Linked DNA regions of Homo sapiens: regions 2, 3, 4, 5, 6 and 7 are each linked to region 1. Evidence: chromatin loops called from intact Hi-C (ENCODE). Cell type or tissue: heart right ventricle. All regions are shown on one strand. Region 1 holds the start of PLPP3 (phospholipid phosphatase 3). Region 2 overlaps LOC124904186 (a long non-coding RNA gene). Region 3 overlaps PLPP3 (phospholipid phosphatase 3). Region 4 overlaps LOC105378741 (a long non-coding RNA gene). Region 5 has its middle 41 kb from the start of LINC01767. Region 6 overlaps LOC124904185 (a long non-coding RNA gene). Region 7 overlaps LOC124904185 (a long non-coding RNA gene).

Region 1 (4,000 bases):
CTCCACCCTTCCACAGAGCACAATTATACCTTCAGCTGTCTCTTCTTACCTGAAGGGGGCCGTTCTTATTTTTAAACTCTAAGAATCCTATCTTTCTTTACTATGGACCATCAAGAGGACACTGCACAGTAAGAGCAGTGCTACAGAAAGAGTCATGAATACCAGAGAGGTATAACTCCAGCCTAAGAAGTCTCTGGTCTGCAAAATCTGCATGGACAAATCCATTTCAAAGGGGACTTAAGTCTGTGCAGGAGCTGTATTTTAAGGGAACTGAATTGGGAACACAGATGTTTCTTCAGTTAGCAGAGTTGGCAGAACAGCTTCTGGACCAAATCCGAGTTCCTAATGCGGGAAGGGGCCTTGGAGAGCATCTACTTCAACCCACTCATTCAACTGCTGAGGAAACTGAGGCCCATGAGGCAGTTAAGTGGCACACCCAGCAAGTGGCAAGAGTGGCAGTGTTCTGATGACAAGTACTGTGCGTTTTCCATTACACCATGATTCGCTTTAAAAAAAAAAAAATCCTAGGCTGACTTCAACCTTGGAAGTCCTGTTCATTCTTGTGAAGCGCTTTCTCCCTCCCCTACCGAGTTCATAAATCCTCCTCGCCCTCCCACTCCAATTCCTTTAACTCCCACCGCTCTTCCAGCTGTGGCTTCCAACGACTTTGGAAAACAGAAGTGGACCATCGCCTCAACTTTCTGGGGGCGCAATTAAATTTGTGGTCCCCAAACAAGATCGCAGCTGGCTTTCCCAGTGCCTCAATGTGCCCATCAGGGAAATGGGGCTCATCACCCCTGCTGCACCGAGTCAGAGAGTGGGCGAGCTAAAACTGATGCCCCTGAAGCCGCCTACCACCTGGCACACAGTAGGCACTCAAGTGATTGCTGAAGCCGTGCCCAGCACCAAGCCCGGGGAAAGCACCTACAGGAGAGGAGCAAGTGAAAAGGCCGGCTAGCCAGTCTGGCGAGCCTGGGCAGCAAAGGCGGAAGGGCTGGATGTTTACATACAGCCGCCGGGAAGGCAGCTCGGCTCCAGGCAGGAGCCCGACTCTCGGGGCGATCCATTTCACTCGGATGGAGGGCGACCAGCTAGCTATACGCTGGCTCTAGAGCGCGGCTCAACCAACTTCCCCTACGCTAAAAGGACGAACCCACACCTTCCGCGGGATTCCGCCCGGGCTTCCAACGTGGAGACGACTTTTACTGAGCTGGTTTAACAGTTGCCCACGAACGCTTAAGCACGCCCAGACCCACTCAAGTACAGGCCAAGAAGTCGGTGGGATCGGGGAGGGCGGGGGCTTCGGGCCTGGGCGGCGCAAAGGCTCCCCAGGAAGGCTGCGGGGGCCCCCCGGAGCTGACGGCGCGGCGCGGCGCGGCGCTGCGCGGCCCCGGACTGGGCTGGGACGCGCGCCGAGGGACGAGGGGCCGAGGGGCCGAGGGACAGCGGGGCTGGGCTCACCCATGAAGAGGCAGAAGAGGTCGAGGCAGATGAGCAGCACCCGCTTGCTGCCGCTCCTCCTCGGGTTGTTGTTGAGCGCCGGGCTGCCGCCGTTCTTGCTCTCCGGGACGATCGCTTTGTCGTACTTGTAGTTTTGCATGGCGCTGGCTGCGGCGCGAGCCTCCCGCCCCGCGAAGACGTCCCGCAACAGCAGCCACACACCCAGGCGCCCGGGTCGCCTCCTGGCCGAGGCTGCTGCGGATAGTGGCGGGTCGGCCCCGGCTCCGGGCGCGGCGGCTAGAGTGCAGCCGGGGCTGCCTGCCTCCAACTGCAGAAGGTGGTGTTTTCTGCTCCTCCTGCGCGCCTCTGCTTTCCTCTGTCAACCCTAAATCGTTCTAAAGTCCAAGGGGAAGAGAGCCAGATCCCGAGCAGAAACTTTTGCAGAGCTGCGCAGCTTGGGGCGCGCTGTTGTGGCGCGCGTCTGAGTGCGCGAGCGAGCGAGTGGGCAGCGCGGGCGCTCGGCCACCTTCCTCCGCAGCTGGTTCCTTAATGAATGGGAGCTGCGCTGAGCCCAGCAACTCCGGAGCGCCAGCCCCAACTCTAACTTTGCCTCCTCCTCCTCCTCCTCCTCCGGCTCCTCCTGCTCCTCCTGCTGTTGGTGCTGCTGCCGCGGCGGCTGCTGCTGTGATCGCCTGGGTTTGTTTTCTGCACTTTTATTTCACGAGGTCCTTTAAAAAGAGAAGACGTGGGGGGAGAGAGAGAGAGGGACCTCCTTACTTGGCTCGGATGGGATTCCGAAAGCACAGCCCCTTCCTTAAGCTGCCTAAGACGTAGGATAATTAAGGCCACATTTTCCCCCACCCCCTTCAAAAAAAAAAAAAAAAGTCCTAAAAGGAAAAGTTACTCTCAAACCAGAGAAACCGGGAGCCCCTAGCGTTCAGAAACACCAAATTGTCACCAAAGAAAAAATATATATAAATAAAAAGAAACATTTTCTTGCTGGCCTTGGGTCAAGTAAAAGTTAGGGCTGTACAGCTAAAATGCATTTTTCCTCACCTACAAACCTGAGGCTTTCAGGTCTTTATTGTGACTTGAATTGTATTACCCTGAAAATATAATTTTTAAGGAAAACAAGTTGTTTGTTTGTTTAAGATCTTAACATCCAACACCGGGTACTACGCTAGATTTTGAGAATACTAAAATGAAAAAGACTGCACGACTGTGGAACCACATCTCCTGGATTTCAATCCTGTGACTCTGTGCCTCAGTTTCCCCGTATGTAACTAGAGATAACTGTTCCTTTTCATATAGGGTGGTTGTGAAGACTTAATTTGTTAATCCGTATAAGCTCCTAGAACAGTGCCCAGTACATAGGAAGTGCTCTGTGAGGGTTAGCAATTACCTTTTTTCTGGGTGAAGGAGTCTCAGGCAACCCCTCTCTTGGCCCCAAGAGTAATTCTACTACTATGGGGAATTCCAGGGCAGCCAAAATGCTCTCTGCTTGAGTTTCAGACAATCTAACATTTTTCCTTAGAGGCTGGCATCTTATTTTTAATTATTTTATGTGAGTTAATCTTTTTTCCAGATAGAGAATAAACATTTCCAGGGCAAGGGCCTTCCCTTGTATCTTCTATAGTGCCTAGCATGGACCTGGGCACAGTGGACAATAAATGGATGTTTTTTCCAGGTGGTTCTTTGTGTGCATTCAGAAATGGAAATATTTGTAGCTTTTTGATACATTATATGAATCATGTTCTTTCTTACACTGACTTGTTTTGGGTTTTGATAACTTTATATGCAGCCACCATCAACCCTTTCTGGTACAATTGCCCTTTCTGGTACAATCCTTTCACACTCCACACCCCTGCTCTCCTGCACGCTCTGCCTATAATGCATACCCTTTCCTCCTCTAGTTAGGGAAATGCTTCTCTTGCTTTAGTATCCTCTGAAATGTCACCTCCTCTCTGAGTACTTTCTTCATTCCTGCACAGAATTAACTTCACTGTCAACTCTTTGCTTCTAACTATTTTTTTTTCCCCCGAGATGGCGTCTCACTCTATCGCCCAGGCTGGAGTGCAGTGCCTCAATCTTGGCTCACTGCAATCTCCGCCTCCCGGATTCAAAGGATTCTCTTGCCTCAGCCTCCTGAGTAGCTGAGATTACAGGCTCGTGCCACCACACACGGCTATTTTTGTATTTTTAGTAGAGATGGGGCTTCACCATGTTGGTCAGGCTGGTCTCAAATTCCTGACGTCATGATCGCCTGCCTCGGCCTCCCAAAGTGCTAGGATTACAGGCATGAGCCTATGTCAGCCTGATTTGGTGTTACAGATGGTAAAGACTAGCAAACTGTGTAGGTTATCAGCGCCGCGGCATCTCTCTAGTACCTAGCACGGGATTTGCTGTGTACTGAATTAAGCTCAAGTTAGCACCGGTTAGTAAGTGGGGCTTGCAAAGAAAGACAACATTGCTATCTTCTGGAAGCAAGAAGATCTGACTCTCCCAAGAAGTTTTGGAGCTGAAGCATCCAACTGCAAATCACACACAGCACTCTCAATTC
Region 2 (4,000 bases), 290 kb before region 1:
TTATTGTCCCTACAGTTTTGCCTTTACTAGAAAATCATATAGTTGGAATTGTACCAGGTGTAATCTTTTCAGGCTGGCTTCTTTCACTTAGTAACATGCATTTAAGTAGTCTCCATGTCTTTTCCTTGGTTACATTTTTAAAAGGATAGGTACATTCATACCAAGTCAAATAAGGATACTCGAGGGAAGCTGAATAGAAGATCTTTACCTTGTCATTCTGGAGAAAGTTCTTTGAATCTTTGCCTTTGGAACTCTGCTTGCTATGTCATCCTCCACTAAAGTCCCACCCCTAAGGCTTCTTGCCTCTAATTAAGTGAGCCCTTTAAAATGCAAATGTTTCTGGGAGGTCACAGTTTAAATATTTCAGACCTGGGACATAACATTTTTCAGCTAGAAGAAGCTTTAGCGTCACCTGTTTCCAAACCCGTATTTAGAGATGGAAATCAAGAGAGTGGCCGTCCTGAGGAACACACAGTCAGAAATGAGTGAGTGACATGTGATTCATTTACCATGTCATTTGAATGCAGGTTAACCCATACACCATGAACTAAAAAAATAAAACACAAAGTTCAACAAAGTTCTTGTGAATTTCATCCAGAAACCTATACAGCGAAATCCTATTTGTTTATTTAATGTATGACTTTTATCCAAAATAACATTAAAGTACATCAGGACTATTCATTTTACCAACATATATTTACTGGGCACCTATAAAACGTATGATGATAAGTTAGGTGTGAAGGTATGCAGGTAAAAGTAATATGAGCTCAGCAAAAAGTAGGTATCCATGATGGCAGGCTTCCCCAAAGAAGTGACATTTGATCAGGCCTTTGAAGGATGCGCAGATATGTAGAGAAAGAAAGGGTGTGACAGTGAACCTGGGACAGTGTAAGTGGGCTGTTTCTTCAGGGATGGTGAGCCATTTTGCCTGGCTCGAAACAAGGCACACTGGGCTGTGGCAGAAGGAAGACTGGAGACTCCCAGTTATAAGTCAGGATGCAAGAAGACAGGGCTGGTGCTTCACCACCATTCCCAGGCCAGACTGCTCGACCAGGAACTCCTCCTAGAGCACAGCTCCATGAACACTTGCCAAAAGGCAGTCTGCAGTAGGTTCTTAGAGAATTCAAGGACTCCTCGCTTCCTCCCTTGGCTGCTGGTGTTCTCATTGTGCCCACTAAGGAACAAGTTTCCTTGCATTCCTGAAGATCAGACAATAGAATTCTTAAGAGAGGGTTTTCTCAGGAATGAGCCGTCCTGCGGCAGCCCTAATGCAGCCTGGGTGGTGGAGGGTGGGCTTTCCTTCCTGGAAATTCATCTCACTAACAAACTGCCTCCCCACCCTTCTTCCGCCCCTGCTCAATGCCCTGCACTTCCAGCTGCTGCTTTCTCTGCTTATGTAACAGCTTCCCAATGGCACTTTCAGCCAGGATGGGCCTCAAATGACTTTCTGCACTAAATCCCAGACCTTTGTGTAATGCAGTCATTTTGCAACCAGCCTCCCCAAGCTTGCCAGAGCAAAGAAGGCTCTAGGTCTGCAGTCCACCTCATTCAAGTAAACACCCAATCAAGTAAATTCCTGTCAAGGAAGAGTTGAGAGTGCCATTGACAAAGAAGGGGACTTGGAATAGTGATGACTGTGGGATGATCTCTCACCAGTCCCATCAGCACATATCTGGCTCCTGATTGCCTTCTCACCTCTGTGGATGACCACACAGAGACATACACATACACACACATGTGACACCTAGCCCTACGGTTCCCTGTGCTCTTATCATTATCTCCCTACTGCCAATCTTTCCCTCCATGTCCCCATTAATTCTTATGCCATCACGCACCTCAATACCACAATGACACAGTGGGGATGGAGTACACAAAAAGGGGCTATAAAATCAGACAGACAGGGATTGAATCACAGCTCTATTAACTATTGTACCACCTGTATAAACCCTTCTCCACCTCATTTTTCTCACCTGCAACCCAGAGATAAATAAAGCAAAGAGTTATGTTGACAATTAAAGGATATCACATATATAAACATTGTAGAATAGTAGCTGGCATGTAGTATAATCCCAGGCTATTTCCCTCCTTCTTTTTTCCTTAACAAATTAAATTTGATTGCATTCAAATAAGCACAGCATTGGACTGTCCCTTAGCGATGATAGAGAGGCAGTATGATAGGAAGAGCAAAGGCTCAGTAACAAATCCTGTCTCATATTGGGGGAATTTTCATTGCTAAGAACAGAAACCCAAACTCCAGCTGGATTGAAGGAAGAAAAAAATAATTTATTGGTTTGACAAAAACTGATCAATACCCTCAAAAGCTTGACTCCTTTTCTTTCCTTTTGTAATAGATCCTCATGTCTCCAAAGACCCAAATGCTGTACTCATCTCTTTCATACACACTCCAGAGTCTACCTTTCCTAGCCTGCCCTGCATCTAGGTGTGACCATGCTGTGGAATTTAAATTAAAGAGATAAGTGCAATTCTCAAGCCACTGTCTTTAAGAGGGAAGCTGATAGCTTTCCAGTTCTTCTTTTGCTCTTCCCATTGGCTGAGAAATGGGTCAGCTGGGACAATCACTATGAACCTACAGATGCCAAGCCATGTGTTGCAGATGGCAGACTTCTGGACTGTTATGTTAACAAAGACATGAACTTCTATCACATTTAAGTCCCTTTATTGAGGAGTCTGTTATAGCAGCATAGTCTCTAACTTACTAACACAATTCTTTCCAGTGGACTTGATCCAGAAGTTTCCAACAATGCCACCAAAGATGCAATTTCTTTCATTGTCTCTGGTCTGCCTTCTATGGTGTCTGCCTTATTCCAAGACTCTGCATGTTCTCGTCCCCCAACTGCTCTGTATGGCCCCAGCCTACCATAATCCCAGACCAAAAATTGCTTCAGGGGCTTCACTGATAGTAAGAAAAATTGCTGTAGTGGGTACAGACCTCAAATCCTCACATATCACACTCTTAGAAAAGGGTGACATTTTCTTCTATTGAAAAATATATTGAAATATTGCATTTAAAAATGGCAGTAGGGAGACCAGAAGACAGAATGATGGCCAGCAAACTGAAATGGCCCATAGTTGTTCATTTTCTTCTTTGAATGTCTTGATTAACTGTTGAGCTAGAACCATTATATCAAAATTTACACTGAGTACAACAATGGACTTTAGATTCAAGCTCTGATATTCAGTGTGTCCTTCCAGGGCCCTCTCAGGTTTCTACTGCGGGAGGCAAGGCACCTATTTCCCACACAATGTCCTACCAAGACACACAATGGTGTAAGCTAATGAAATTTCCCCAATGAAATTGAGTGCTGTTAGGAAGTAGAAATCAATGCTGGGAAGCTAAACAATGGCAAATGTCCACTCCATCACTGATGCTGCTATCGTCCCAACTTATAATTCCAACCAGAACCTCTCTCCTTTACCTCCTATGGAGCTGGGACTACAGTGAGGTAAGCAAGGCCCCCAGGGTACAATATTTAGGGAGACACTCATTCTCACATGCTAACCTGTGCTTACAGGACCCTGAGAGTGAGTGCCTCCTTAAATTTTGGTCCCTGTGTGCCTGCTTGCCTAACTCTAGTCCTGACACTTAACCCTCAGGCCTGTGTATTGGCCATTGATCCATAGGCCTCTCAAGTTCATCACGATTACAATGGATCCTACCACCTTCCACTGACAACCTTGTCCTCTTATACTCCCGATCACAGGGAATGACACCACCACTTACCACCTATCTGTTTGCTCCAGCCAGAATCCTAGAACTCATCTTTGACATGACTGTCTCTTCCCCTCCCTCCAGTGGATCACAATTCCTAATCACTCAACTCCATACATATCTCCAGAATTCACCAACCTCTCCAATCCTTACCACCCCTAGACATGAAACTAAGCTGCCATCATTTTTCCTCTGGACATCAGCTACCATCTCCTAACTGGTCTTCCCACTTCCATGCTCACTTCCCTCCAATACCTTTTTCTTACCATA
Region 3 (4,000 bases), 71 kb before region 1:
GTATTTACGAAATCCATGAGCAGCTGCTTCCTCTGCTGAACCCACAGCAATGGCAGCCGGGCCCTCCCCTGACCCCTCCCAGGGGCCCCTAATTTGCCATCTGTTAGAGGGTCAGGGAGGAGGTGACCAGATATGCAAGTTGTCACCAGACAGGAAATGAACCGATGTCTGTTCCTTCGTCCTAGTCCCTGTGTGAGTCCAACTGTAAAGTTCACATCTTTGGTAGGGGTAACTTAGTGAGTGTGTAGGCGGGAGGGGGCTGGGAGAGCCAATATGAGCCTGTGTTTTTTTTTTATTCGTCTGTCTGTTTATGTGTGTCTGTGGTTCTGAGTACGATTGGGTCTGCCCATGCACCTCATGGTCTATCTGGGCTGTGGCCTTCTCCTTTGTCCTGTGTACCTCTGTCCAGATCTCTGAAGGTGTGCAGGCAGGCCTATCCGACCCTAAGTGCTTGTGTCTTTGTGTTGAGTTCATGACACTGTATAGGTTTTCTGTCTGTGCTGGCTTCCATTGTCTTCCTTTTCTGGAAAGCATTCAATTAGTAAGCAATGGAGGAGGAAACCAGACTTCCATTTGACATGTGATTTTTGTCTAGACAAGTCTGCCTGTTGTGACAGGATCTACCCTCAACAGACCCAGGTAAAAGTTCTCGGCTGTCATGCCTGTTGCCTAAGGCTCTGCAGTTATGGAACCAGCATTCTAGGGTTAATGCACTGTACCTCAGTCAGTTACTACAAAGTCAGCTGTGCCATAGAATGTCTGTGCACAAAGGTCATGGAGCTACAAGGCCTCCAGCTTCAATTCACAGGTGAGGAAACTAGGCCCAGAAGGGAAGTGTCTGGCCTGAAGCCACAAGCTAATTCATCATTCACCATTTACCCAATGCTGATGAAGCACCTATTGTGTCAGCTGCTGTACTACATACCGAGAATAAATAATCAGAAGGTTAAGCCATGGATTCTGCTATTAAGGCACCCACAATCTAGCTGAAGAGACAGACATATGAGCAGGCCATGAGTAGATGAGGCCTAAAGCCATGGTAGGAAGAAAGTGCAAAAGGCCATGGGGGACTGGAAGGAAGTGAGACAATACTGTCTCCAGGGACTGGGGAAGTTGTGGAAAGCTGAACAATGTCCCCCAAAGATGCCCGCATCCTAAGTCCCAGAAGCAATGAATGATGCTACATGATAAAATGAGATTAAGTTAAGATCTTGAGATGGAGAGATCATCCTGGGTTATCAAGGTGGTCCCAGCATCTGTAAAAGAGGGAGGCAAAAGGACAAAAGTCACAGAAGAAGGTGTGACAATGGATGCAAAGGCCAGAGAAAGTATATGTGTGTGTGAGAGAGAGAGGGAGAAGTGAAGATTCTATGCTGCTAGCTTTGAAAGTGGAGAATGGGGCCATGAGTCAAGGAACTCAGGTAGCTCCAGAAAGCTAGAAAAAGCAAGAAAACAGATCTCCCCTTAGATCCTCTAGATGGAATGTGTTCCACCTTGATTTTAGCTCAGTGAGACCCTTTTCCAACTCCCAACTTCCAGAACTGTAAGAAAAGAAACTTGCATTCTTTTAAGCCACTAAATTTGTGGTAATTTGTTACAGCAGCCAGAGGCAGCTAATACAGAAGGTTTCATCAGAGATGAGGTGACACTGGAACTGTGTTCCATCAAAGGGGACAGGTATCTAATACAGAAACTCAGGTGTTGGAAAATATTGAAATGTTTGACATGCCGGGAGGTGAAGGGGTGGAGAGATGAGAGGAGACCTGCCAAAGCCTGGGTCTTGGAGTGCCAGCTCTGTGTCAGGCTGTCTGGGGTCAACTCCAGCTTTGCTACCTTCTCTCTGAGTGCTTGGGCTCTCAGCAAATGTCAGCGAAGATTACAACTCAATTAACAGGGAGTCCGTAAAGGCTTGGCTCAGGAGGTTATCTGGCAGACTGGAAAATGGATTCTGTGTTTCTTGGCACCTCAAGTGGTGGCCTTTGTGCCATACATGCTGCTTTTTTATCAATCCTCTTAACCTCAGGTGATGTCTCTGTGTTTCAAAAACCATTCAATACAGCCATAGTTGTGAGTAAGAAGAGAACTTTGCTCCTTCCTGGCATTCCCTGGGACAGCGGCCCTGATTCGTGGGGAAGAGTTCTGTCATGTGGCACAAGCAGAGCAGAGGTCACAGACTCCTGCTTGGCACGTGACAGCTACATTGCACAACCCTGATAAAGCTGCAAAACCCATGAGGCAGATGCCTGTCATCCTACTCATAGTTCCCTCTCCCAGGCACCTGGTGCCTTCATCACATGGTCTCTGGTTCCCCACACCTCCTCACAGATCTACCCATCTCTCCTCAATCCAGGGTCCTGAGCTTTGCTTCTGTCTCCCTCACAATCAAACCCAGGACAACAGAATCCTGGGAGCTTACGGCTGGAAAAGACACTACCTTCTTTCCTCCCAGCTGAACATTTCCAAACTTTTATTCTCAGTAGCCACAGCTTCCAGGCACTTCCCTGTCCTGGCCTCTCAGATGGCTTCAATGAAATGAATCTCTCAGTGCTGCGATTCCAAGCCATTCTGGACCATGAGGTCCCACTGAGCACAAGGCTGGGTGTCAGGCATTTGGAGAAAAATGATAGGTAAGATTGAGTCCCTGTTCTTGCATGTTCACAGGTGAGTGAGTAAAAGGCAGGGAAAGAGATTTATCACCCCTTTCCAAACCATCTTTACATTGTAAATCAGGCTTTCAAACTCAAAGCAATAACTGGATCCACCCAAAGGGTTAGGAAGGACTCCGTGACACAATTAAATGATACTCTTTAAGCAGCTAACTATGGAGCTTCTGTTTCGGGTTAACTGCAGGGCCTTCAGCTTCAGGGACCCCTTCTCCTTGCAGAGTGCAGAGGGCATAGCTTTGAGTCCATGAGAATCGTGGTGCAGCTGTCTATTAGCTCTCTGACCCTGGATGACTTAAGTTACCTCTCTGAGCTAGTTACTTCTGTAAAATGGCTGTAGTACAATGGCTTAATGTGACTAAAAGAAGACAGTGGGCAGCTGGGCACAGTGGCTCACACCTGTAAACCCAGCACTTTTGGAGGCTGAGGCGGGCGGATCACCTGAGGTCAGGAGTTCAAGACCAGCCTGGCCAACACAGTGAAACCCCATCTCTACAGAAATACAAAAATTAGCCAGGCATGACGGTGGGTGCCTGTAATCCCAGCTACTTGGGAGGCTGAGGGGGAAGAATCTTCAACCTGAGAGGCAGAGGTTGCAGTGAGCCGAGATCGTGCCATTGCACTCTAGCCTGGGTGAGAGAGCGAGACTCTCAAAAAAAAAAAAAAAAAAAAAGGAAGACAATGGGTAAAGTATCAGAATGGTACCAGCAGAGAGTAGGTGCTTTGTAAACGCTAGGATCAAATTCCTATACTGTGCTACAGTCAGCGAGAGCCAAACAGGACACAAGTCAGAACCTTCATTTCACTTCTTGGAAATAAGCCATAGTCCTCCCGAACGCTCTGTCTAATTGCTTATGGCCCATGTTTTAGGATATAAAAGAGAGGAAGGCTAGTAAGGATCCCCCAACCTTTTAATTTTTTTAACTGGGGGTGCAGGGGACTCCAATTAGGGCAGTGGCGCCAAGAAGGAACCACAACAGCAGGCCCCCGCGGGCTGTCCTCCTGCTGAGAGCAAAGCTCAGAAGGGCACAGTCAGCAAAGGGTTACCCTTCAGTGCAAACACCCATCCCCCACTGTCACCTCACATTAAAGGGCCAGGCACCAGAGAACAAGCCGGTCAGTGACAGCTGCTCTCATTAACGGTTTGCTCCCCCAGGTTCTCTCCCTTCTGGCCTTTACTTTTAAAAAGAAAAAAGAAAAAGAAAGCAAGGGAGAAAGCCATTAAAACAGCCAGTCCAGTAGGCTGGGATTCCCATGTCAAAGGCTGCAGGCAGTTCACACACTGCTTTCTTCGTGGTGCCCACTCTGATTGCTGCAACTCCTTCTCCCTCTTCTTG
Region 4 (4,000 bases), 500 kb before region 1:
TATGTCTCTACACTCTACTGTGGTGATCTCAAAGTCCCTGTATGAATGCCTCATATTTTATCACCAAAATTCTAAATAGAGACTCTCTGTTTCATGGTTAGCACTCATTTCTACCAAGCTTGATCATCTGAGGTGGACCAAATTAGAAATAGGCAAGCAAAATAGAGGTAGGAGAAGCTATTAATACAGGTCAGGAAGAGATTAGTTTTGGCTGGGTGCTGTGGCTCACAGCTGTAATCCTAGCATTTTGGGAAGCTGAGGTGGGCGGATCACTTGAGGTCAGGAGTTTGAGACCAGCCTGGCCAACATGGTGAATTTCCATCTCAACTAAAAATAGAAAAATCAGCTGGGCATAGTGGAAGGCACCTGTAATCTCAGCTACTTGGCAGGCTGAGGCAGGAGAATCACTTGAACCCAGGAGGCAGAAGTTGCAGTGAGCTGAGATTGCACCACTGCACTCCATCCTGGGCAACAGAGTGAGACTCCATCTCAAAAATAAATAAATAAACAAATATAGACAGGTCAGGAGTTGTGGGTTGTGGCTTTGCTTGACTTCACAGAAGAAAGAGAGAAAAATCAAACAGAACTAACTGTAAGCTACTGAGGACAATAATAGATGTTCATATCTTTGGTTCTAAGTCATCAAGAAAAGTTTAAACTATGTACAAGAACCTTCTCAAGGAAGCAGATAATTCATTGAGATAGATGCTTGGGGGTGAGGGCAAACCTCAGCTATCAGGAAATTCATCTCAAGTTAGCAAACGTGAATTCTCCTGTGATCCTAGGGTAATGAAGTAGTAACAGCAATAGAAACAACCATAATAATGGCTGGCTACTGCATTGTACTCTGCCTCTTAGGAGTACTTCCATTTTCTCATTTAATATTCAGATCAACCCCATGAGGAACAAATAATAATTTTTATTATCCACTCATTTCTCCAAGTGAGGAAATCAAAGCTCAGCTTGGTTAAGTAGCTTGCCAAGACAGCAGAGCTAGTCAGTGGCAGAGTAAGAATGCAAACCCTAGTCTTCTAACTTGAAGCCCAGTGCATTTCCCACCCTCTGATCTTCTCTCATCCTTATAAATAGCCATAAGACTAAGTAGTTCAAAAATATCTTCTTTCTGGTTCTCAGGCCCATTACAAATGCCACTTGCCCTGGGTAGGAAAATAAAGCCCAAGCTCTTTGCTGGACTATGTGCTAAGTCCTTGGCGCCCAGAAATAACCTCCTGGAGACTATGGGCCTTATATTTACCGCAAAGCAGTGGGTAAATAACTAGTTGGTGTTTTAGTGTTTTGTGGTCACTTAATCTGTTGTGTTGCTTCCCAAGACTCTGAAGGTTTCCTTTTTCAGTTAATTCTTATTTACGTTTCTGAGGTCTGTGTTGTTTTGGGTTTGGTTCATTGGATGTTTTTCTTGGAATGTGTTGCCATTGGCTTCAGGATGTTCCTGCTCTGCTATTTCATGGAATTTTCCCCGAGTGTGGATTGCTATGTATTTCTTCGGGGCAGTGAGCCAAGGCAGTGCTGGTATGTAATCTGTTCCTCTGGCCAGAAGACTTCTTGTCACCCATCCACATGGTGCTTGGTTGTATTTCTCCACTGATAATTCCCCTCCATCTGTTAATGTGCAGGAACCTTGGACTTCAGCCATCTTGTGTGTTGTGCGTTATTGGCTCTGGATAAGACAAGGCCAGTTGCTTCTGATAGAGATTGTGTCAACTGATTCTACCAGTTTGTTCTATCAGCCCAGGGTTGGGGAAGGAGATAGATGCCAAGTGTCATAGAAAGAGTGGAGAAGGCTCACAGGGTTAATGCTATAGACAAAGCAAGAATTTGTGATTGAAAACGTCCAGCCCTTCACACAGCCCTATGCCCCAGTAGGAGAAGAGCCAGGAATGCCAGGTGCATTGAAAACACCACACTCTCCCATGGCTCTCAGCGAGCCTTTCTTCCTTTGTCTTTGACAATCCAATACAAAGTATGTGCCAAAGAAAAATAAGAATTTGTTCCATATCAGAAAGTTTCGTTCTTTGGATATTTTCTTTGTGGGTAAAAATAAAATATTAGAAAGGTCAAATAGTGTTTGTTCAATAAAATGGTATGCTTCCCAAGGCTTTCAGCCTAATTAAGATACAAAGCACACATTGAGGCAGAAAGTTGCCCTCGATAAATTCTTTGTTTGGCTATTTTATTTATCGTACTTCATTCCATTGTTTTGTGTGTTGTATATCTTACTCTTTCCATAAGGAATTTGTGATAGCTTACAAAAATGTGTCAATAAAAAATAAAATATCTTTAAATCACTGGAAGCATCAAGGTGAATGGATAATATTAAAGATATGAATAAGATTAGGGTTAGTATTTCATAACAGATAACCCTGTAAAATTGTTAAAAGCGATTCATCAAATTGACTAAAAAAATCCTACCGTTTATCACTTGAAGTGTGCTGTGGCTCTCTAATCTATAGGTAGTCTAAATTGGGTGCATTTAAGAATCTGCACAGTTTGATTTTAATTTGGAGGTGAAAGAGGCCAACTCTAATCCCCACATTGACTTCACATGCACTGGCGCACATCTGAAGGTCAACAGTTTTCATATTTGCAAAGAGACAAGAGGAGAACTAATACTTACTAGGTACCTAATACATATTAGGCATTGTACCAATAATTTGACATTTAATAATTCATTGATATTCTCAACCACTCTATGAGATAATAATTACCTCCATTGGACAGATAACATAAGCAAAGCTGAGTAACTTGGGCAAGTGTACTCAACTAGTAGGGACAAAACTAAGATCAACACAGGTATATTTGACCTCAAAGTCAACGTTCTTCTCATACTGTGCCTGACAGACAGGTAAGAGGGTATGGAATATGCTTCCCCCAGTTGATGAGTGTCGAAACTCTCAAACAAACGTGGTTTATTCTGAGCTTGCCCTCAAGCTGTAGGTTGACCAGGAAATAAGTATAAGTTCAAAGCAGATCACAGTGTTTGGAAGTTAAGGTCAACAGAAAGACATATCTGTGGTTATGACACTATACACTGCCATACAAATGTCCTCCAACCATTCCAGAGAGAACATAGGTAAGTTCCTCCAAATTGAAGACATTCATAAAAATAAAAGAATAAGAAGCTATAGTTGTATATGGAATGAGCAGTCATATTAATCAGACAGAGAATGGCTATGGTGTTTGTTGTACCTTCCAGTCAGAGCAAACCAGTAACATTAGAAATCTTTGTGGTCTCCAAAATTCTTGCATCTCTGACCCTTCTCAAGTGTCATCCTCTCTATTTTTCCCCATTTTCCCTTCCTGGCAAACTCCTACTTATTCCACAATTTCTCAAATGCCACTTCTGCAACGACTTTTCTCTGTCTCTCATATGACCTTAAAGAGCTCTCTTTTCTGTGCAGTTACTAAAGTTAGGTACATCCACATCATACAAATTCATTACTATAATTTTGTATGCTTCCCCCAGTTCCTATTGGATAGTGAACAAATATATGACAAAATATATATTTTCATCTTCTAATTTCTAGTTAGATTATTTAATTTTTAAAACAACTTTTGAAAGTAGCAATTTTTACTATTCTCATTTTACAGATGAGGAAAATGAGATATAAAAGTATAGAGTAACTTGTTCAGTTATAAAGCAAGTACATGGCAGACTTATACCCAAGCAGGGTGGTTCCAGAATCCTTACTATATAAATATCCTCATCAGACCTGTCTGAACCCCAGTCTTCTATTTCTTACTCTTCTTCCAGAGAAGGTTCTTCTAATCCTCTTCTCCCAACATCCCCACCTCTTCTCTCATCACAACTTGATTTCTTCCTCCCACAAAGTATGTTGACTCCCACCTAATTATGGAGACTAATACGGAGTTAGCTGGAGCCCTATCCTGGCTCCAGGGTCCAAGTGCTCCTCTTACAACCCTCAGGCTACTCAGTATACAAAGGACTCTCCAGCTATGAGGGCCCACCCATCATGGGAGG
Region 5 (4,000 bases), 210 kb before region 1:
AAATGATATCTTGTCTGTGCCTTTCTGCAACTTGGTCTTTTTTATTCAATAATGTTTTAGTGATTTATCATATTGCTAAATGTAGCTCTAATTTATTCTTTTAGTTGCTATTTTATGTTGCTTTATTTTTGCTATTTTATGTTCTATCTAAAAAAAGATCCATTTGTTTATCCATTCCTCTATTAATGTACTTTTAGATTATTTCCAATATTGCACTATTATATACAATGCTAACACTGAACATTATTGCACATCTCCTTTGGCACATATGCAAAAATTTCTCTAAGCTATTACCTCATAGAGGAAGCCCTGGTTGTGTATTCATATTGACTGCTACTATGTATTGCCAGTTGCTCCCCAAACTGTTTTACCAATTTATAGTCCCACCAGCATGGTATGATAGTTCTCATGTCTCCTTATCCTCCTCAACATTGGGTATCTCAGACTGTTATTTTTGCCTATCCGACAATGGGAAATAGTGTCTTACTGTTCTCATTTGAATTTCCCCAACAGCTCATAATGTCAAACATCTTTTTATATGATTATTGGCCATTCCAGTTGCCTGTTCATAATCTGTAGATTTTTCCATTGTTTGTCTTTTTCTTATTGACTTGTATGAATTATTTATATATCCTGGGTAATAATCTTTTAAAACTTGAATGTATTGTAAATATTGGGACAAGCTTTGTAAACTTCAAAGCAGCACCAAAAAAATGGTTTTTATTAGTGTTCATTTTACTCTTACATATGTCTTATCACCTAAACCAGAGCCTCCAGAGGACAGAGAATGTGGCTTCCTTATGTTTATTTATCCAGAATGAGTGTTAATAGGAAGCAGCCTGGAATTATGGGGGAAAATTAGGGCTTTAAAAATAGAAATGGAGTTAATACTGCCTCTGCCACTGAGTAGCTATGTAAGCTTGTTCAAACCACTTAATCTATTTCCTTTGTTCTAAAATGGGAAGAATATCTCACAAGGTTGTGAAGAATAGCATAAGATAATGCATGTAAAAGTGCTTGGTGTGGGGGCATAGCATATACTAGATTCTCAATAGATATTAGAATAGAAATATTGATAAATATTTGTTGGTGGTGAACTTAATTCTTCAATAACTGGATAATAATAGCTTTATTGACCATTTCTTATTTCTAGACACTATTCTACACAAACAGCTCCCTCTACTATATTTTTATCTTTTTTTTTTTCTGTTTTGAGATGGAGTTTTGCTCTTGTTGCCCAGGCTGGAGTGCAGTGGTGTGATCTTGGCTCACTGCAACCTCCGTCCCCTGGGTTCAAGAGATTCTCCTGCCTCAGCCTCCCGAGTAGCTGGGATTACAAGTGCCCACGAACACACCCGGCTAATTTGTATTTCTAGTAGAGATGGGATTTCACCATGTTGGTCAGGCTGGTCTCGAACTCTAGACCTCGGGTGATCCACCCGCCTCGGCCTCCCAAAGTGCTGGGATTACAGGCGTGAGCCACCGCGCCTGGCCATCTTTTTTTTCACAGATAAAGAATCTGAGACTAAGAAAGATTAAGTAATTTAGACAGTTATACAGCTTGTAAATGGTGGCTTTAATCTACAAAGACTGATTTATCTTAGTCTTGTCACAAAAATGTATTCATCCATCCAACAATATTTGTTGAATGTCTACTATGTTCCAGGTACTCCACTAGGCACTCGGCTGCATTGGTGAACAAGATGAACAGACTTCCTACCCTCAAAGAGCTTATATTTTAGTAAAGGACCAAAACAGCAACCAAATAGGCAAATAAATTGTGATATATTATGAACAAATGCACAACTAAGATAGAATATGGCAAAGAGCTTGGAGATTCTTTCAGGGAAGTGATCAAGAAAGCATTTGCCAAGGAATGACACTGAAGCCAAAATAAAACAGATGAGAAATAGCAAGCTGACCATTTGAAGAACATTTCAAGCAGAAGCAACAATATGCAAGTTCAGTTCCAGTCCATAATATGAACTAGACAGAAACTATTTCGATATTCCATATCTCCCACTTGCGAGTCCTGCTCACTCTTTTTAGCCATGGCAAGGAAGAAAATACTGTGAGCCCGAAGCAGCTGGTAAAACCATCATTCTACCCTGAGCCCGGATCACCCCCAGCTGGGCAGCGGCCATCTGGACATCCTCCAGCTGCAGCCACTCTTCTCCTACCAACTTCCCTTCCACGGCACTGTTCCATCTCCCAGGCCAAGCCTGTGAACTTGGCCAGATAGGTTTGGCTTTGTTTCTCAGGTAAAAACTTTTCACCCCAGCATTCCCCACACCGTCAATAATGGTGCACATTTGCAGATTGGTCTGTACGTGCATAAGCTGAGACCCTAGAGGATTGATTCAAGTCTGGGAGGGTGCCAGGTTTTCATTAAACCCCTTATAAACCAGCACTGCAGTTCTACAGGGCCACATCTGCCGAGGAAGCCATCTGTGATTCGTATCTTCGTGCTCCAACAAAACGCCAGCAGTGTGAAAAACTCTCCCCTCTGCTCTGCAGTGAACTGGAAAAGTAACATTAGTAATCACTTTTGCAGGCTCCATAATGACATAATGGGCATTGGCTTAAGTCTTAAACCACAGCCAATAGCCCCTGCCAACAATCTGGGTGGATCCAAGCTGTCCTAAAAATATAGGTCATCACTCATGCCCTTCTCGACCTAAGAGAATAAAGATAAAGAATTTGCACTTTGAGATACAGGGAGAAAAAGTAACTAATGTTTAATGAGTGTCTGCCAAGCATCAAGCACTTTGCAATGATGACAACCTTAAAAAGCATGCATGATTGTACTCATTTTACAGAGGAGGGGCCTAAGGTCAGAGATACTAGATGGCTTACCCAAAGCCACACAGATCAGTGGCATGGCAGAAGGTCGAACTCAAGCCTCACAATCCCCAAAGCCTGTGAGCTTTCCACCCCAGAAGGAGAACCTTGAGGATGGCATGCAAACTAAGTGTTTGGATTTTTCTACAAAAGTAATTCAAGACTGCATTAAAAATTAAGCACAGGACAGATAGAACATCTTTCACCTGTAGTAGCCTAGATCTGGGTAAAACCACTAAGTAATAGAACTGCACATGGGTTATTTAAATCCATAATACTCACTTTGAGTTAGATGAACAGAAAGGAGCTTGCCTTCTCTGCTTAATTCTTGCTTCCTCCTCCCCCAACCCCAGCCCATCCTGTCAAAAAAAAAAAAAAAGAAAGAAAGAAAAAGAAAAAGAAAAGATACTGCCTGCTCCTAATGTCTGAGCCCACATCCAAAAATAGAACCATCCAGCCGGTGTTCATTTCATTAAGAGTACCTTCCAATAGGGTGCTTGCTTGCATTTTCTGCTAAAGACCTTTGGAGGTCCCAAGCAGTCTTAAAGCGAAAAGTCCTTTTTCTTCTGAAGATGCAGGATCTCTCTGGGGCTATCCAGGACAAAAGGACGGACTCCTTAAACAAAGAGGAAACAACTGCTCCCCTCAGGAGACTGCAGACTCAGAAGCAGGGAGAAGAAGAAAAAAAAAAAAAAAGCCTGGGCTTTAGGACCAAGCAGGCTGCGGTTTGAATCTTGGCTTTCCTGCCAAATCATTGTATGAACTCAGACAAATATTTACCTTTCTGAGCATCCTTATGTGGAAGAATGAATCTAATGATACCTACCATACGGGGTTACTAGGAGGAACTGAGAAGACAATACATCAAGACACAGGCACATGGTGGGTTTCAATAGAAGTTAATTTGCTTTCCTTACCTTTTACATTTATCTTCTGTTTGGCTAAAGCTTCAAAGAAAGATTCAAAAAATGTTGAAAGGGTTGATAGTTTTCTTTTGGAAGGATAGTTTTTGATATTTCAGATTCTGTTGGATTGTCTAAAAGATTAACTCTCAGCAGCTTTTCCTCTTTCCTCATATAAACACCTAGAAATAATTTCCTGATCCATGTCCCATTGATGCCAAAGAGCAACAGGACAAAGAGAATCAAATCATGTTTAA
Region 6 (4,000 bases), 140 kb before region 1:
AACCGGCTCTTCCCCTCCTTTTAGAAAAGTCTCCAGAGAGTCCACCCCACCTTCCCAGCCTCACCTCCCAACTCTTCTCCCCTCCCCTCCCCCACACAGCAGAGCTCCAGGAATGCAGGCTAATTGCTCTTCCCCCAGCGAGCCTCGTTCTTTAACATGCTAGGCCTTTGCTTAAGTGTTTCATCTGCCTACCATGAATTTTCCCTCCTTCCCCCTTAAGTGTACACTTACTCAGACTTCAATATTTTGCTCAAAAATTGCCTCCCCTCTGCCCTCCCTGATCCTTTGACACCTACATGGATTGCATGCAGCTGTGCATTTGCTCAGACCCCAGCTCCTGCCTGGAGTTAGAGCACTGAATTATTACTACCACCTCCAATGCCAGCCTCTCCCTTCAGGTCGTGACCACATGGAGGCCAAGATAATTCTTAACAATGTTGTAAATGCATTGCCAGACACAAGAGAAGACTGATGGGCAAAAAAAAAGTATGTTAATGAATGTTGTAGAGTGAGCTCTCCTAAGCCCTGGAAATTCACTTGGGTGACATGTCTTCTGGATGAATCAAAACCTCCCTATCTCCTTACTTTAATTGTTTCAGTTAATATTTTTTAAGTGCCTACTATTTTGAGGACACTGCTAGGTGCTTAGAATGGAATGATGAGCCAAAACAACAATCCTGCCCTCATGGAGTTACAGTCTAGTGGTTCGGGTCAGGTAGACAGACATTAATCAGCTGCATAATTTTAAAACTATAAGGACTGTGAAAGGAAAGCACAGGACAGGGCAATACAAGAGGAGATTAATTTATGCACCAATATTTGTTGAGAGTTCACCATGTACTAGGCTGAGTTTGAGGCTCTGGCAGAGATGCATCCTTTCTGGAGCTAACCTATCCTATAACAGGGGAAACTGGTCCAGGCTGGGAAGGCTTTCCAGAGGAAGTGATTGCTGAGCCTGATTTAAGGGATGAGTCACCATTAAGGAGGCAAGGGCAGAGGGTGGGAACAATGAACGTTATTTTATGATTGGTAGTGAGATGGGGTTGCCTACAGGAAAATAGAGTACTTCACTAAAATGCCCACAGAGAACTTGACAGCAGAAGTTGGCAGAACAATCCAAAATGTGTGAAGGTCAGATTCAAAGGCCCAGAGAGACTCTGTGATTTGCCCAAGGTCACCCCCATGCCTCTGGTAGATGGAGAGAAACAGAGTCCTAGCTCCAAATCGCTGCCTCACAATGCCTTGCAACTCTTAGATTATTTGGGAAGACGCTCTCTAACCTGAAAAGAGCCCCCCGGGATTAAAGGGCAAAGTATCCCCAGGAAATGCCCTTCTAGAAGAAAGACCAGGTTCAACCTGGAATTTCCTATAAAGAGAATGCTACTTTACCATAGTAGAAATAAGAAGCAATGCCTTCTGATGTTGTGTTCGTTCAATAACTATTTACAGTTTGCAATGCACTTTCACATAAATGGTCCCATTTCTTCTCAGAGTAACGGTCAAGCCCCAGGCTTTGGGGTCAATGAGACCGAGTTCTAATCAAAGCCTTCCTATTAACTGTGACTTTGGGCAAGTTATTTCACCACGCTGTGCCTGAGTTTCTTCATTTGGGACCAGTGGTCTTTCTAGCAAGGCTATGGCTAAAATGGTGCATTAGTTTGCTAGGGCTCCATAGCAAAGTATCACAGACCTGGGTGGCTTAAACAACAAAAACTTATTATCTCACAGTTCTCCAGGCTAGATGTTTGAGATCAAGGTGTTGGCACTGTTGGCTTCTTCTGAGCCTTCTCTCCTTGGCTCATAGATGGTTATCTTCTCCTGGTGACCTACATGGTCCTACCTCTGTGTCCTAATCTCCTCTTCTTATGAGGGCACCAGTAGTATTGGATTAGGGCCCACTCGAATGACCTCATTTTAAATACCTTTTTAAAGACTCTTTCTCCAAATATAGCCACATTCTAGGGTACTAGGAGTTAGGGCTTCAACATATTTATTTGTGGGGGAACATAATGCAGCCCATAACAGATGGAATCAGGTTTCTACATTTCTGCACAGTGCCTGGTGCACAGCAGATACTGGGTAGGTGATAGGTGGCATTGACATTGGCATTTCTGGGAGGGACTGTGGAACAGATGACTGCTGGTTCTCCCTCTTGTGCTCTAAAGGACAACCGGGGCCAGGCACGCTTGGTTCTAATCCTGTCTCACTGCCTGGATGACCTTGGAAAGATCTTGGTGCCTTCTGTTTAGTAACAACAAAGGAGATGCACCCCATACTATCTGTGCTCCTTCCCTTCTCACGTAGTTCCATTGTAAGGCCCCAAAGCTTGCCACTCTAAGAGCAGAACAGGAAGGAGGCAAAGGTCCTGCCATTTTCAGTACCATTTACTCACAGAAGGTGCAGCTTGCTGCTGCTGTTTCTGTACATGTGAGTGGAAGCAACTTCAGAAAACATTCTCTTACCTTGCCTTTCCCCGACTGCCTTTCCCAGAAGGTAGGAGACAGCAGTTTTCCCAGAGGCAATCAGTTAAAATATTTTTGGATACAGAACACATAACTTAGGGAGAAATCCTGATAAGTCCCATTGTCCCCGGATTACCCACTGGCATCTTAGGCCAGATTCATTCATCTGGCAGCCTGCCCTGCCCTGGCATGCCCGGGACAGCTGATGCTCCAGGAGCAGGTGAACATGGCCAGAATATCACCTTGGAGGTAATTTTCTCCTTGTGCTCCTTATTCACTGAGATGTTAAAAGAGGTTGTTGGTGTTGTGGGTTTTTTTTTTAAAGACTATATCAGCACATCCTATTTGTAGCATGAACCCAGGCAGTTCCTAAAGACTGGCTTTAGTCTATTGTGTTTGCTTCCTCTTTGAACCCAGTCAAATCAAGATAGTGAAGCCAAAAGAGATGAGTGAGCAGAGGAGAGACGCTGAAATGGCACTTTGACACTGCAAAAAAACAAATGAGTTTTGAAAAGGCACTAATTGATCTTTAGGCCAGTGAGGCCTTATTTGGGGGGTGTTCTTTGTGCTCCACTCTGAGCCTCATATTTTGCATTGATTTTCAAAAGGACTCATGCTCATTGCAGAAAACTTGGAAAATAGAAAAATGCAAAGAAGCATAATATATATATACATATGTACACATGCACACACATACAACCCATAAGTCTGTTGTCTTAAGATAATTATTAAGATAATTGCTGTTAATGTTGGGATATGTTTTACTCTAGTCTCACTTCTTGTGAAGTTGAGATCATACTAGAGATAAAGTTTTATATCTCTGTTATTTTAATTTTCATTCTATCAAAGGCATTTCTTTTCAAGAAAAACTTTAATGTCTGTATAATATTCCAGTACATTGATGTACTGCTGTGACCTAACCATTCTCTTGTCGTGGATATTTACGTTGGTTCTGTTTCTCTTTTAAGGGATAGTTTCCTCTGATTTGTTGGGCTTTTATAAACAATGCTACCTGGACATCTATCTATTTTTATCTACCTTTTTCTAAGAAAATATCACATCATTAATTTCATATGCTGCATTCTTTTTTTTTTTTTTTTTTGGAGACAGAGTCTCACTCTGTCCCCAGGCTGGAGTGCAATGACGCGATCTCAGCTCACTGCAACCTCCACCTCCTGGGTTCAAGTGATTCTCCTGCCGCAGCCTCCTAAGTAGCTGGGATTACAGATGCCCACCACCATGCGGGGCTAATTTTTTGTATTTTTAATAGAGACGGGGTTTCACCATGTTGGCTAGGCTGGTCTCAAACTCCTGACCTCAAGTGATCCACCCGCCTCGGCCTACCGAAGTGCTGGGATTACAGGCGTGAGCCACCGTGCCCAGCCATGCTGCATTCTTAAAACAACCGTGAGAATTAGGTAGTATTTGCATGTAATGAATTAGGCTCACAGAAGCCACGTGATGAAAGAGAGCTATTAAACTCCAAACTGCTGGGCACGGTGGCTCACGCCTGTAATCCCAGCACTTTGGGAGGCCAA
Region 7 (4,000 bases), 100 kb before region 1:
AACAACAAAAAAGACATGCTAACTAAGTTCAAGCAGGTCCCATGCCTCCAATGCAGGCTGTCCTGACCCAGCTTTGCCCCTTCAGTTCTTATCCTGCAAACCTAAAAAGCTGCTACACCAAGTGGCTTCTCTAAAAGACCCCAAGAGCCAAAAGCGACTCACATTTTGGTCTCTGGGGGATAATGTGATCCAGATTCCCTTACGCCATGCTGAACAAGGGAAAGCAAAGAGTATAGAAAATCACTACATTGGCAGCAGGGAGACGGGGGTTCTGATCCCTGCCCAGCTATTCACACAGTGAGTCATTTACGCAGGTAATTTTTCATCCAGGAGGCGAAGGAGATTTGAACATGCACCTGGACCAGGACTAGGACTATCTGTAAAAGATCTGAAAGATACCAAGGGAAGGGGAGCTTTGATTGCTTCTCCATCCAAGGTGGGGGCTGAGCTAGACAGAGTAGAAAGAACTCAGGTATAGTCTCCAATGCTAGGCCCACCACTTTCTCACTGTGTTCTTGGGCAAGTCACTGGACATCTGAGTCTCCGTTTCCTCATCTGAATACAGGGGTCAAAATTTCTACATTGAAATGGTTTTCCTTCACTTGCCTGTTTTATGATCTTAAAATTGGTAACTGCCTTCTCTGGGCCTCCCTTCTTTCCTTACCTACTTATCAGCGCTGTGGCAGAGTAGGAAAGGGCATGGGTTCTAGGGCGTGATTTGCAGTGTGATCTTGAGTCAGTTGCTTCTCTGTGTCTCAGTTTTCTCCTTTGTAAAACAGTGGCTACCTCATGAATTTGTTACAAGGACTAAAAGAGAGGAAAGTATATCAAGTACTTGGCCCACTGTTAAGTGCTACACAAGTGTGAACTCGCTTACATTGTATGTGTGACTACTGAGTTAAGAAATACCACAGATGAAAGGGTAGAGCATCTGGGTTCCAGTTCCAGTTTTGTCACTCGCTTGCTTTGTGATCTTAAATAATTACTTACCCTCTCTGGGTCTCCTTTTACGTCTTCAGTAAAATGAAAGGGTGGGAGCTTCCTAAGGGCCTTCTAGTTCTTGCATTCTGTGTACCAGAATTGTGTACAGAGATTCTGGTACAGAATCCATCTTTGAACCTGCTGCTCCCTGGACCTGATATGTCTAGCAGTGCTTGTGGAAAACCTACTCCCTTCTCATCCTCTGGCCAGGTTAAGTTTAACCTCCTATGGGAATATTTCCCTGAGTCACTCAAAAACAAACAAACAGACCGGGCGCGGTGGCTCACGCCTGTAATCCCAGCACTTTGGGAGGCCGAGAGGGGCGGATCACCTGAGGTCAGGAGTTCAAGACCAGCTTGCCAAAATTGTGAAACCCTGTCTATACTAAAAATACAAAAATTAGCTGGCTGTGGTGGCACACGCCTGTAATCCCAGCTACTTGGGAGGCTGAGGTAGGAGAATCACTTGAACCTGGAAGGTGGAGGTTGCAGTGAGCCGAGATCTCGTCACTGCACTCCAGCCTGGAAGACAGATCAAGACTTCATCTCAAAACAAACAAACAGGCTTGGCACAAGTGGCTCACGCCTGTAATCCTAGCACTTTGGGAGGCCCGGGCAGGTGGATCGCCTGAGGTCAGGAGTTCAAGACCAGCCTGGACAACATGGTGAAACCCCATCTCTACTAAAAATATAAAAATTAGCCAGGCATCGTGGCGCATGCCTGTAATCCTAGCTACTCAGGAGGTTGAAGCAGGAGAATCATTTGAACCCGGGAGGCAAATGTTGCAGTGAGCCAAGATCGGGTCACTGCACTCCAGCCTGAGCAAGACTCCTTCTCAAAAACAAACAAACACACTCCATTGGCTTCTTCCTATGCTTCGAGCATTTACCTGGATACCACTCTTCTGAATCTGACTTATCATTCTTAGTTTCCCTCGTTCTCTCCCTGCTTACCAAGCTGGGTACCCCTCGAGGGCCTGGTGGGCCTGGAGTGACAAAGTGCCTGGGCTTTGAAGGCACATCCCAGCCTCAAGAAAGCTCTGTCCCATACTATCTGGGTGATGTTCTAACTCTCAACTGCCTCATCTATAAAATGGAGACAGTAATACCTACAACACAGGGTCGTGAGGATGAAGTGCCCGAATATCCACTTCTGGCAGAGGACACTTAGATGCAGTCACGTGAAAGGGCTGGACGTCACCTTTCTCTTTGGAAATGTCCCCAGGGTGTGGCACAAAGGAAGCACGAAATACAGTATTAGTGGACTGCATGTTCTGGGGTGAGCAGCTTGGAAACCCCCAACTCCCCATCCGCCAGGCCACAAGGAGTTAATGTTCAACAACACCCTTCTGACCCGGTTCCTTTCCAAACCAGGCCTGCAGAAGCCGACGGCTGCTCCCATTGGGCCCATGCCTGCCCCGCCTTCCCGCCCGGGAGGTCTTCTGCGCCCAGCGCTCCTCCAGCTTCTTTTGCTCTCCCCAGAAGAATTTAAAAAGCCAAACAAAACCCTTTTGCTGTGATCTCACCCCAGACAAACGCACGGCTCCCAGACAAACGCACAGCTACAAAAGCAGCCCGCATTTGCATTCTAAACCGTCCCGGCCTGGGATGAAAAGCAGAAAATGAAGTCAAAGCGGCCGGCAGAACAATGAGCCCCTCCCGGCAGCCGCCGCCCCGGCCGCCCCCACCTCACAGGCTGAATCCCAGGCCCGAGACGTGGGGCGTCCGGAGCAGCCCCCGCCGCGGAGGAACGGCCGAGGCGCGCCCACCTCCGGGGCCGTCCGAGCCTCGTCGGGCTCGGTGGACTGGCCCCGCCCGAGCGCGCAAGCTTCCCATCTCTGCTTTCTCTCCTCCAGGGTGAAAGGACGGACGGCCCCGACCCGCAGACCCGGCAGAGCCCCGCGGGGAGGGCACCAGGCCAAAACTAGGAGGAAACCGACCAAGTGGGCTGCGGCGGCCGGGAAAGAAACCACGTGCGCTGATGTCCTCAGAAACGCAGGGAGATGTTCCACCCACGGAAACCATTTGGGTTCTGCTAAAGAAGGGGGTCAGGGGTCAGAAAGGGCTCTTGGAGGGGACGGGAAATATATATGAAATTTAAAATATCTGTATATATTTTTATATATACATATGTATATATGTGTGTATACATGTCTATGTGTGTATACATACATATGTGTATATACATATTTTATATGTGTAGTATATATGAGACCAGGTTAAGTTTAACTTCCTCTGGGAATATGTGTGTGTATATATGCAGATAATATATAACATATAATAACATATATAGCATGTAATATATAATTTCAGCGTATATGTATATATGCTGAAATCTACAAAATAAAAGTCAACACTCCAGCCGCAGCATTCGACAGCCCATAGGGACACAACAATCCGTTGATCCTACCCGCCTTTTCACTGCCCCCCACCCATCCCTATGCCATCGGTTTCTCTGCTTCCTCAGCATAAAGTCCATGCTCCGTCATTTTAATTATTCGGTCTAAACTCCCTTGCCACTCGAACCCATAGGTGTACGCACCTGCCAAACCCCAAGCAGGTTAAATTCAACTCTTGTCCACCCTCACCTGCGTCTGCCGGGCAAGGCACACCACCTTGCTGACTATTCCCAATAAATTCTTGACACTAACCCCAAATGGGTGGTTAATGCTGACTTACATCCCTACTACATTTTCCCAGTGGATTCTCTTCCACTCTTCTAAACAAATACTTTACATTTTCTCTTTTCTCAGCTCCCCCCTCTGCTCCCCCATCCTTCCTCACTGCTGCTAACTTTGTTGCTGTTTTATTGAGGAAATAGACGCAATCAGGCCAGAACTTCTGCAAGCTTTCCCCAGGCACCCACCTGATTTGTAGCGTGGCTTGCCTGGTGGCCATCCTGTTCTGCCCTCCGACCTGTGATTTCGCATGAAAGCTGTCTTGCCCTGCCATAGGCCGAACCTCCACCTGCATTCGACGCCCAAGCCCTTCACAGCTCTGAAAACCCTCCCAGAGCTCTT

Evidence for each region. Peaks named below come from ENCODE experiments on the same cell type or tissue, not always from the same donor. Only the 100,000 strongest peaks of a DNase experiment are listed, where the experiment ranks them.
Region 2: a loop joins it to region 1, with 5 times the contacts of the local background. A loop is called at or near these places in 13 of 110 quality-filtered maps.
Region 3: it touches region 1 in a loop (4-fold over the local background); 41 of 110 quality-filtered maps call a loop at or near these places.
Region 4: a loop joins it to region 1, with 5 times the contacts of the local background. A loop is called at or near these places in 24 of 110 quality-filtered maps.
Region 5: a loop joins it to region 1, with 5 times the contacts of the local background. A loop is called at or near these places in 14 of 110 quality-filtered maps.
Region 6: a loop joins it to region 1, with 2.7 times the contacts of the local background. A loop is called at or near these places in 22 of 110 quality-filtered maps.
Region 7: it touches region 1 in a loop (12-fold over the local background); 25 of 110 quality-filtered maps call a loop at or near these places.

The regions. Positions count from the first base shown.
Region 1 is chr1:56,577,417-56,581,416 of GRCh38, forward strand. PLPP3 (phospholipid phosphatase 3) reads right to left here and starts at 2,147. Exons shown (of 6, transcript NM_003713.5): 1 at 1,462-2,147. The coding sequence starts at 1,600. RefSeq lists an enhancer at 1-132. In heart right ventricle, a CTCF peak has its summit at 2,366; DNase peaks (open chromatin) are centred at 365, 1,275 and 2,065; H3K4me3 peaks cover 2,944 bases; H3K27ac peaks cover 3,219 bases.
Region 2 is chr1:56,290,362-56,294,361 of GRCh38, forward strand. The region is part of intron 1 of LOC124904186 (a long non-coding RNA gene); the gene reads right to left. Among named protein-coding and RNA genes, the nearest start is that of LINC01767, 120 kb to the right of the region's middle. In heart right ventricle, no CTCF peak of the experiment used is centred here; no DNase peak of the experiment used is centred here; H3K27ac peaks cover 2,208 bases.
Region 3 is chr1:56,506,518-56,510,517 of GRCh38, forward strand. All of the region lies in intron 5 of PLPP3 (phospholipid phosphatase 3), which reads right to left. Among named protein-coding and RNA genes, the nearest start is that of PLPP3, 71 kb to the right of the region's middle. RefSeq lists an enhancer at 3,438-4,000. In heart right ventricle, no CTCF peak of the experiment used is centred here; a DNase peak (open chromatin) is centred at 2,174; H3K4me3 peaks cover 550 bases; H3K27ac peaks cover 4,000 bases.
Region 4 is chr1:56,072,691-56,076,690 of GRCh38, forward strand. The region is part of intron 2 of LOC105378741 (a long non-coding RNA gene); the gene reads right to left. Among named protein-coding and RNA genes, the nearest start is that of LINC01755, 130 kb to the left of the region's middle. In heart right ventricle, no CTCF peak of the experiment used is centred here; a DNase peak (open chromatin) is centred at 1,541; H3K27ac peaks cover 2,246 bases.
Region 5 is chr1:56,372,080-56,376,079 of GRCh38, forward strand. No RefSeq gene overlaps it. Among named protein-coding and RNA genes, the nearest start is that of LINC01767, 41 kb to the right of the region's middle. In heart right ventricle, no CTCF peak of the experiment used is centred here; DNase peaks (open chromatin) are centred at 2,232 and 2,414; H3K4me3 peaks cover 1,911 bases; H3K27ac peaks cover 3,447 bases.
Region 6 is chr1:56,437,195-56,441,194 of GRCh38, forward strand. All of the region lies in intron 1 of LOC124904185 (a long non-coding RNA gene), which reads right to left. Among named protein-coding and RNA genes, the nearest start is that of LINC01767, 24 kb to the left of the region's middle. In heart right ventricle, no CTCF peak of the experiment used is centred here; a DNase peak (open chromatin) is centred at 2,191; H3K27ac peaks cover 3,339 bases.
Region 7 is chr1:56,475,040-56,479,039 of GRCh38, forward strand. It overlaps LOC124904185 (a long non-coding RNA gene), which reads right to left. Exons shown (of 2, transcript XR_007066106.1): 1 at 3,847-4,000. Among named protein-coding and RNA genes, the nearest start is that of LINC01767, 62 kb to the left of the region's middle. RefSeq lists an enhancer at 1,890-2,663. In heart right ventricle, no CTCF peak of the experiment used is centred here; DNase peaks (open chromatin) are centred at 2,382 and 2,883; H3K4me3 peaks cover 1,297 bases; H3K27ac peaks cover 2,378 bases.